Regions from separate parts of the Homo sapiens genome. Here region 2 is linked to region 1. Evidence: chromatin loops called from intact Hi-C (ENCODE). Cell type or tissue: heart right ventricle. All regions are shown on one strand. Each heading gives the region's core, and the rest is flanking DNA. Links, peaks and the distances in the headings are about the cores only.

Region 1 (3,726 bases), core at 483-2,982:
AGCCACCCACACAGTCCATCCCAGTTCAGCCCGAGGTGGACAAGAAAAGTCCCACCAGGGACTGGAGCAGATGGGGCGGGCTCCGGACCCCTGCCTGGTCCACCATCTGTCTTGCCAGTCGGTCCGTCTACCCAGGCAGCCCCTCCTCCCGGCCCACCATCTGCCCGGCCCTGCTAGGCCCTCCTCCTGGCTCCTCCAGGGCCCTCAGGAGGAGACAGAGCTGGAGCCAGGGCCCAGACCTCCACTGCCTTGGGCCCGCCCCATCTGGCACCTCCAGAAGAAGGGGGCGGCAAGAGCTTGGCCAGGGCAGGGGCACTCCAGGGCAGCCGAAGGCCCTTGCCAGCTGTCTCATGATGAGATGAGCAGAGGGAGGGGGAGGGGAGGAAGGGAGAGGCTCTGGGAAGACAAGGGCCCCTCCGCTCCTCCTCCCTTCTTCCTCCCCTGCCCACGTGGCCTGGGCGGGAGGGACACGCCGATGGGAACATCCCAGCTGGTCCAGGCCTCTGCTCCCCCCAGCTCCTCCTCCCTGGCGGGCAGCTCTTCTGGGCTCCTGAGGTGCTGCGCAGCCCCTTCCCTGGCCCTGGGACCCCCAGTGCCTGAGATGAAAGAGGAGTTGCTTCCATGGACGGTCCCAGTGCAAGCTGGGGGGCGCTGGCCTCAGGACACCAGGCATCCAAGACATAGGGACACCAGAAGCCCCGGCTCTGCCTCTGAGGTCCAGCAGCCCCAAAGCCCCTGCTCAGAAGCCAGCGATGGGAGGGCAGGGCCTGCCTGTGGGACCCATCATGGGCGCAGCAATCGCCAGGCCCTGGGCAGACAGCAGCACAGCCTGTGAGTCCAGGGCTGGGGTAAGTCGGCAAGTGCACCCCCGGAGGTGGAATGACAGGAGCTCCTGTGGAGGACGCAGGCGACCCCCGCCCCTCACTCCACTGTGAGGCCTGAGGATGTACAGGGGCAGCTCTCCCTGGCTTATGAAACGCCCCCACCCTGCTGCCCCTCTGGGTCCTCCTCACCCTGTGGCCTGCAGGGTCAGGAGCATGACTTTGGTGTCAGGAGAGAGGCTGGCTCCTGCCTGTGGCGGGTGTTGGGGGAGGAGTGGGGTTCATTATAAATTACGCTCCCCTCGAACCCGGCTGTTAGGTGAGGGCAGGGCTGGGATTCACCCTGCTCTCTGCAGGGGAGGGTCAGCCCCCAGGTGCTCCTGGGTGGGTCTCCACGGCAGGCCAAAAGGGCAGGCCCTGGGCATGTCCACCCCCTGTCTCTGGTCCCACAGCCCCCTACTTGCCACCTGCCCTGAGCAGCCCCCAGGAGAGCACCCGCAGGGAGGATGCTGAGGTGCTGGAGGGCAGGAGTCCCAGCTGAGGCTGTGACCCCAGCTGTGCTCCCCGTTCCCTCTTAGGACCAGCAAAGACCCAAGGACAGGCGGCCAATCAGGGCCCGGTGTTTACCCCTCCTCCCCCACCCCCATCACGGGCCTCCCGCAGGACCCCCAGGAAGAGCAGCTTCCATTGACCAAGGTCGGGGGACGCCCTCCCGCTGACACTCACTCTCCACGGATCCTGGAGCCCACGAGTCCCCTCCCCACCTCCACTGCACTGGGCCCCCCGCAGGCCCTGGTGGGGGTGGCCACGGATAACCACACAAACATGCATTTTCCTTGTAGGAGCAGGCAGGTGACAACCAGTGTCCTACTTTCCTGCATTAAAACACCCAAATCAACAGGACGGAGAAGGCCCGGAAGAGGGGACCTGAGGGAGCCAGCCGGGCGCTCAGCCTGCTTCGCTGGGATGCTTGTCGAGGTCGGGACGGCACCACCAAACTCACCTCTGTGCGCCCTGCGGGGCCCAGGAGACTCGGTCCTCCCTGGGCTCCCCCAGGCCTGGGGTGGACGTTGGAATAAAGTGGGGACAACACGATGAGAGACCCCAGCCCTGGAGGTGCCCTCGGCCAAAGCCCGAGATCAAAGCTGGGAGATTCGTGGCTGGACAGCACCACCTGGTGGACACGTTGGAGATTACCAAAGCCGAACAGTCAATTCGTTCTTGGTTCTGGGATTTTCTTAATTGGGTCTTAGCTGGGCCTTCCTTTCTCTTTCCCCAGTAGCAGGGGCTTTGTGACTATCAGAAACACCTGCCAGGCCTGGGCAATATGGCGAGACCTCATCTCTACAAAAAAAAAAAAAAAAACACAAAAATTAGTGAGGCGTGGTGGTCCCAGATACTCAGGACACTGAGATGGGAGGATCGCTTGAACCCGGGAGGTCGAAGCTGCAGTGAGTCGTGATCATGCCACTGCACTCCAGTCAGGGTGACAGAGAGAGACCCTGTCTCTAAAGAAAGAAAAGGCCGGGAGCAGTAGCTCACGCCTGTAATCCTAATACTTTGGGAGGCCGAGGCGGGAGGATTACCTGAGGTCGGGAGTTCGAGACCAGCCTGACCAACATGGAGAAACCCCATCTCTACTAAAAAATACAAAAATTAGCCAGGCATGGTGGCGCATGCCTGTAATCCCAGGTACTCGGGAGGCTGAGGCAGGAGAACCACTTGAACCTGGGAGGCAGAAGTTGCAGTGAGCCGAGATCACACCATTGCACTCCAGCCTGGGCAACAAGAGTGAAACTCCGTCTCAAAAAAAAAAAAAAAGAAAGAAAGAAAGAAAAGAGAAGAAGTCCTTGTCTTCTAATAAGATGTTGTTGGTTTCAGAGAGCCCAATCCAGGCACTTCAAACAAGGCAGGGAAATCAATGGCCCTGAAGAAAGTTTCTCTTCGACAAGCCCCTCCCTCCCTGACACTGGCATTCTGGCATTCACCCACCAGCCCCTCCGTCCCTGACGCTGGCACCCTGGCATTCACCCACCAGCCCCTCCCCTCCCTAATGCTGGCACCCTGGCATTCACCCACCAGCCCCTCCCCTCCCTGATGCTGGCACCCTGGCATTCACCCACAAGCCCCTCCGTCCCTGACGCTGGCACCCTGGCATTCACCCACCAGCCCCTCCCCTCCCTGATGCTGGCACCCTGGCATTCACTCACCAGCCCCTCCCCTCCCTGACACTGGCACCCTGGCATTCACCCACCAGCCCCTCCGTCCCTGACGCTGGCACCCTGGCATTCACCCACCAGCCCCTCCCCTCCCTGATGCTGGCACCCTGGCATTCACCCACCAGCCCCTCCCCTCCCTGATGCTGGCACCCTGGCATTCACCCACCAGCCCCTCCCCTCCCTGACACTGGCACCCTGACATTCACCCACCAGCCCCTCCCCTCCCTGATGCTGGCACCCTGGCATTCACCCACCAGCCCCTCCCCTCCCTGACGCTGGCACCCTGGCATTCACCCACCAGCCCCTCCGTCCCTGACACTGGCACCCTGGCATTCACCCACCAGCCCCTCCCCTCCCTGATGCTGGCACCCTGGCATTCACCCACCAGCCCCTCCGTCCCTGACACTGGCACCCTAGCATTCACCCACCAGCCCCTCCCCTCCCTGACACTGGCACCCTGGCATTCACCCACTGTCTGGGGCAACTACCCTTTCCTCCCACCACTGATGGGACGGCACCCTGGCACCCTGGCCTACCAGTTTTGAGGGGAAAAAAATTAGAAATCTTTGGCCAAAGAGGGGACAAATTGAGCCTAAAATCAAGCCTTGGTGTCTCACTTTTTAAATCTACTTTTACCTTTTGTGTATTGGTTGTGTGATTTTTTGTGTACTCATTGTGTATGATTG
Region 2 (3,726 bases), core at 474-2,973, 600 kb before region 1:
CTGCTGACCCAGCCTGAGCCCAGCCTGAGCTGATCACCCGGCATCTCCAAAGGGACAGGCCAAAGCCACATAAGAGACGCCATACCTGACCACAGGCCAGGCCTGCCCCCTGAACCCCACCTTGGGGTAGGGGGCCCAGGCTGGGCTTCAGGACCTGCAGGGGCAGCCCACCCATCTCCACCCTCGGAGCCCAGGGTAGAGGGTCGTGCCTTCCTGGAAGGGGAGTAGGGCTTGTCTCCGCCGGACACCCTCCCCAGCCTGCCCTCTCTGTAGCCCCTCCCTCAAGCTTCAAGGCCAGTGGTCCCCTGGGGTAAGTGTTCAGTGGGGGTGGGGCCCGGACCTGGGGCCCAGGGCTCTGGGGTGCAGGCAAGAGGTCCTGGTGGCTCAGAAAGAAAAAGCGGCAGCGGCAGCAACAACACAGACAGCTGGGGTGGGGGCGGGGCGGGTGGGGGCGGAAGAGCGGGGAATACAAGCACCCGTGTCGCTCAGGGGTCCTCGGGCGCGAAGCTCTCCAGGAAGGAAACGCACATTTCACACGTTAGCCTGGCGGGACCTACAGCCGGCGCTGTAAGGCGGCAGCTCCGTGCGGCACCCACCTTGGAGCCCCGCTCGTTAAAAATGATCTCCACGTCTAAAATTTTTCCGAATTGCTGCAGAGACAGAGACAAAGAGGGAGTGGGGCAGACAGGAAAGTGCGGGTTAAGACTGCTGGCCCAGCTGCCCGCTCCACTCCTGAGACGCTCATGCCTGTGCTCTGCCCTCGGCCCCCAGCTTGGGAAAGGAGACCGGGGACCCCCTCCCACCCCTGGCCATGGAGCAGCTGGGACTTGGCCACTTGGAGAAGGCGATGGTGGGGATAGGGTGCCCAAGGCATCACCAAGAGGGTCCTTGGTGTGGTGTGGGGACAGGGACAGCTCTCCCAGCCTCTCCTGGAGGCCCGTGTCTCCCTTCTGCCTTGGGGAGCTTTTACTGCCAGGACACTAACTCCAGCTGCCAGCTGGGCATGGGGGTAGGCACATCACCAGTGTCCCCTCCTCACCCTGCTAGGACATGGCCACTTGGAAAGGGTTACAGTGGGGATAGGGTACCCAAGGCATGACTGCCCCACCCCTAATTCACACTAAAGGGTAAAGGTCTGCTTTGAGACCCTTCTCTAAAGGATGGGGGAGAGGGAGACAGAGGGACATGAGTGTCCATTAGGGACAAAGTGCCACAGAGAAGAGAAAGTGCTGGGGTCAGGAAATGGAGACTGAGGCCACCGGAGAGCAGGACCCCTGGTTGGGAAATGGGACCCTCAGGCCTCCCTGAGATGGGGAGGAGGTTGGGCAGGGGGAAAATGGGGTTGAGGGTGTGAGGGCAAGAGGGAAGCATAGGAGGGTCTTCCGCCCAGGCCCCCGGGACCCTGCACAGCCTGTCATGGGGCTGTGCTGGCGTGCGGTGCTGAGCAACTGTTCAGGTCGTTTGGGCCAGCTGGGCCATGACGCTCTAGCTGCCTTCTTCCCTCCCATTGTTGGCCATAGTCCCCATGGGGCAGCCCTGTCTCTCTCACTGGTACTGAGACCATGAGCCTGTGAACAGCCCCGAACAACACTTCTGAGGTCCCCAGGGCCTGTCCTGAAGCCTGCAGTGCAGGCAACTGATGGGGGTTTCCCAGTCACCTCCACACAGTCCTGGAGGCGGGGGGTGCAGCAAGCCCCAGTGGGGCCAGACAGCAATGAAATCCCAACTCTGCCAGGTGCTGAAAAGAGGGGGACAGTAACCTCCGTTCTGCAGGGACCCAGGGAGCTGATGGGGGACAGTGTCCCCATCCTGCAGGGACCCAGGGAGTTGATGGCGGATGGTGCCCCTGTCCTGTAGGGACCCAGGGAGCTGACAGGGGATGGTGTCCCCGTCCTGCAGGGACTGAGTGTATGTAAACAGGTCCCCTGCAGGGGGCATCCAGCCAGAGCTCCAAAATGTCAGCTGCTATTAAGGGGCAGCCCCAGGCCCAGAGAAACCTGGCAGCTTGCTCAGGACCCAGAGTCGAGAAGGGACAGAGTCCTTGCCATCTGATGATTCTAAGTCATGCCAGCCCTCCAATGAGTCTAGACTGCAAATCCAACCAGGCCGGGCTCCTGAGACGGGGAGTGGACTTCTAGGGATCACGTCAGGGGGTAGGTGAACGGGGACCTCTCCACCCTGGGGCTGCCAGAGGTGCTTCCAGTCTGCCTGACAAATCCCAGCTGGGTCAGGGTGGCATGAGGGGAGAGGCTGGGATTCAGGAGCCAGAGGCTGTCTACCTGCGCAGCAGAGGTGGGGTGGGCACCGTGGCAGGCAGGCGGAAGAGAAGTTTGGAGGGAGGGAAGAAACACGGCCGGGCTGCGTGGTCCTCTGTGGCCAGGGCAGGCCTGGGAGCCTGGGCTGAGCCACCCAGCTGCTGCCGCTCACCCACCACTCGGCAGCCCCAGCCCCCTGCAGGCATCAACACCTGCCTGGCGCATTCAAGTCCAATAACAACAAAGTGACCCAGGACCCAGGGGCAGCCCTGCACGTTCTCACGGTGACCCCACCACGGGGCTGAAGCCTACAGTGCAAAACCCGGAACAGGCCCTCGGAGTCCAGCAGGGGCTTCACTTCCCATTGACTGTGCATCCGGTTCCAAGTTCCCCACCTGGGGGCCCGGGGGACACAGGCCCGGAGAGGTTGACTGCCCGGCCCCCGGGCACACAAGAGAGGCCAGGGCTGGGGCTGCTGCTCTATGGGAGGTTGAGCTGCCCCTCCAGGTACCCTCTTGCGAGGAGACAGGAGCCAGAATGTGGGAACAGGGCGGTCATAACCAAACTGGCTGCGAGGTCCCAAGGTACTCTAGGAAACCCCTGAGCTCAGGTGGTCTGGGGGGCATGGGTGGATTTCTGGCTGGGAGCAGGAGGGGTGGGGTTTGAGGGGCAGCCGCAACAGATCCCCCTACTCCTCAGCTTGAGGCCTTCCTCTTCCCCGCCACCGTCCCAGCAGGTTCAGGTCAGGGCAGGGCTGGGCCCAGGAGGGAAGGAATCCTGGGGCCCCGGAGGCTCCCTGCGCAGTGGGAGGCAGGAAACCCGGGGGAACAGGTGTCGGCAGGAAGGCAGGGCCTGTGGGCGCCACCCTGGAGCTGGGGCAGGTGTGGAGGGCAGGATGGGTGGGGCCGCGCACACTCACCCCGAACATTTGCCGCAAGTCGGGGTCCCTGAACCGGAAGGGGATGTTGGAGACGTGTAGCCGCTTGGGCTGCTGCTTCTCTGTAGGGTCGGAGGGGTGGAGCGGCTGGCTGTCCGTCTGTGCCGCCTCGTCTGTCTGCTGCAGGGAGAGGACTGGGCTGTGGAGGCTGCCTCTGTGTGCGGGGTTGCCCATCCCCTCTGCTAAAGGGTCGGCAGAGTCTAAAGGCCAGATTCTCCCCACCCTTCTGGGCCTCTCCCCCATCCCTGGGCTGGGATCCTTGGCAGAATCTGGGCAGACGGTTCCCATGAGATACAGCACAGGGGCACCTCACACAGAGAGGCCCCACCTCTAGGCCTTCGCCCAAACTGTGCAGGTGAGGCCGCCTCCCTCCCGCCATCCCAGTGCAAGGCCTCCTGGCCTGCTCTGTTCCCCGCTCCCGCAGCCCAGGCCTGTCCACAGAGGCTGAACCTCCACGGTCTCTTAGCCCCACTGACATCTCAAGGCAGTTCTGGGAGCCTGAGGACCCCACTGTCTTTCAAGTCCTGATGATGA

Evidence for each region. Hi-C counts contacts between places; a loop is a spot of excess contacts. Peaks named below come from ENCODE experiments on the same cell type or tissue, not always from the same donor. Only the 100,000 strongest peaks of a DNase experiment are listed, where the experiment ranks them.
Region 2: a loop joins it to region 1, with 4 times the contacts of the local background. A loop is called at or near these places in 6 of 110 quality-filtered maps.

The regions. Positions count from the first base shown.
Region 1 is chr17:79,706,809-79,710,534 of GRCh38, forward strand. LINC02078 (long intergenic non-protein coding RNA 2078) reads left to right here and starts at 458. Exons shown (of 2, transcript NR_109783.1): 1 at 458-848; 2 at 1,664-3,726. It overlaps MIR4739 (microRNA 4739), which reads right to left and starts at 441; the gene lies at 368-441. RefSeq lists enhancers at 300-921, 922-1,543. In heart right ventricle, for the core only: a CTCF peak has its summit at 1,993 (motif pointing left); a DNase peak (open chromatin) is centred at 1,973; H3K27me3 peaks cover 810 bases.
Region 2 is chr17:79,103,477-79,107,202 of GRCh38, forward strand. It overlaps RBFOX3 (RNA binding fox-1 homolog 3), which reads right to left. Exons shown (of 15, transcript NM_001350451.2): 6 at 3,175-3,312; 7 at 597-650. Among named protein-coding and RNA genes, the nearest start is that of ENGASE, 31 kb to the left of the region's middle. RefSeq lists an enhancer at 1-602. In heart right ventricle, for the core only: no CTCF peak of the experiment used is centred there; no DNase peak of the experiment used is centred there; H3K27me3 peaks cover 1,646 bases.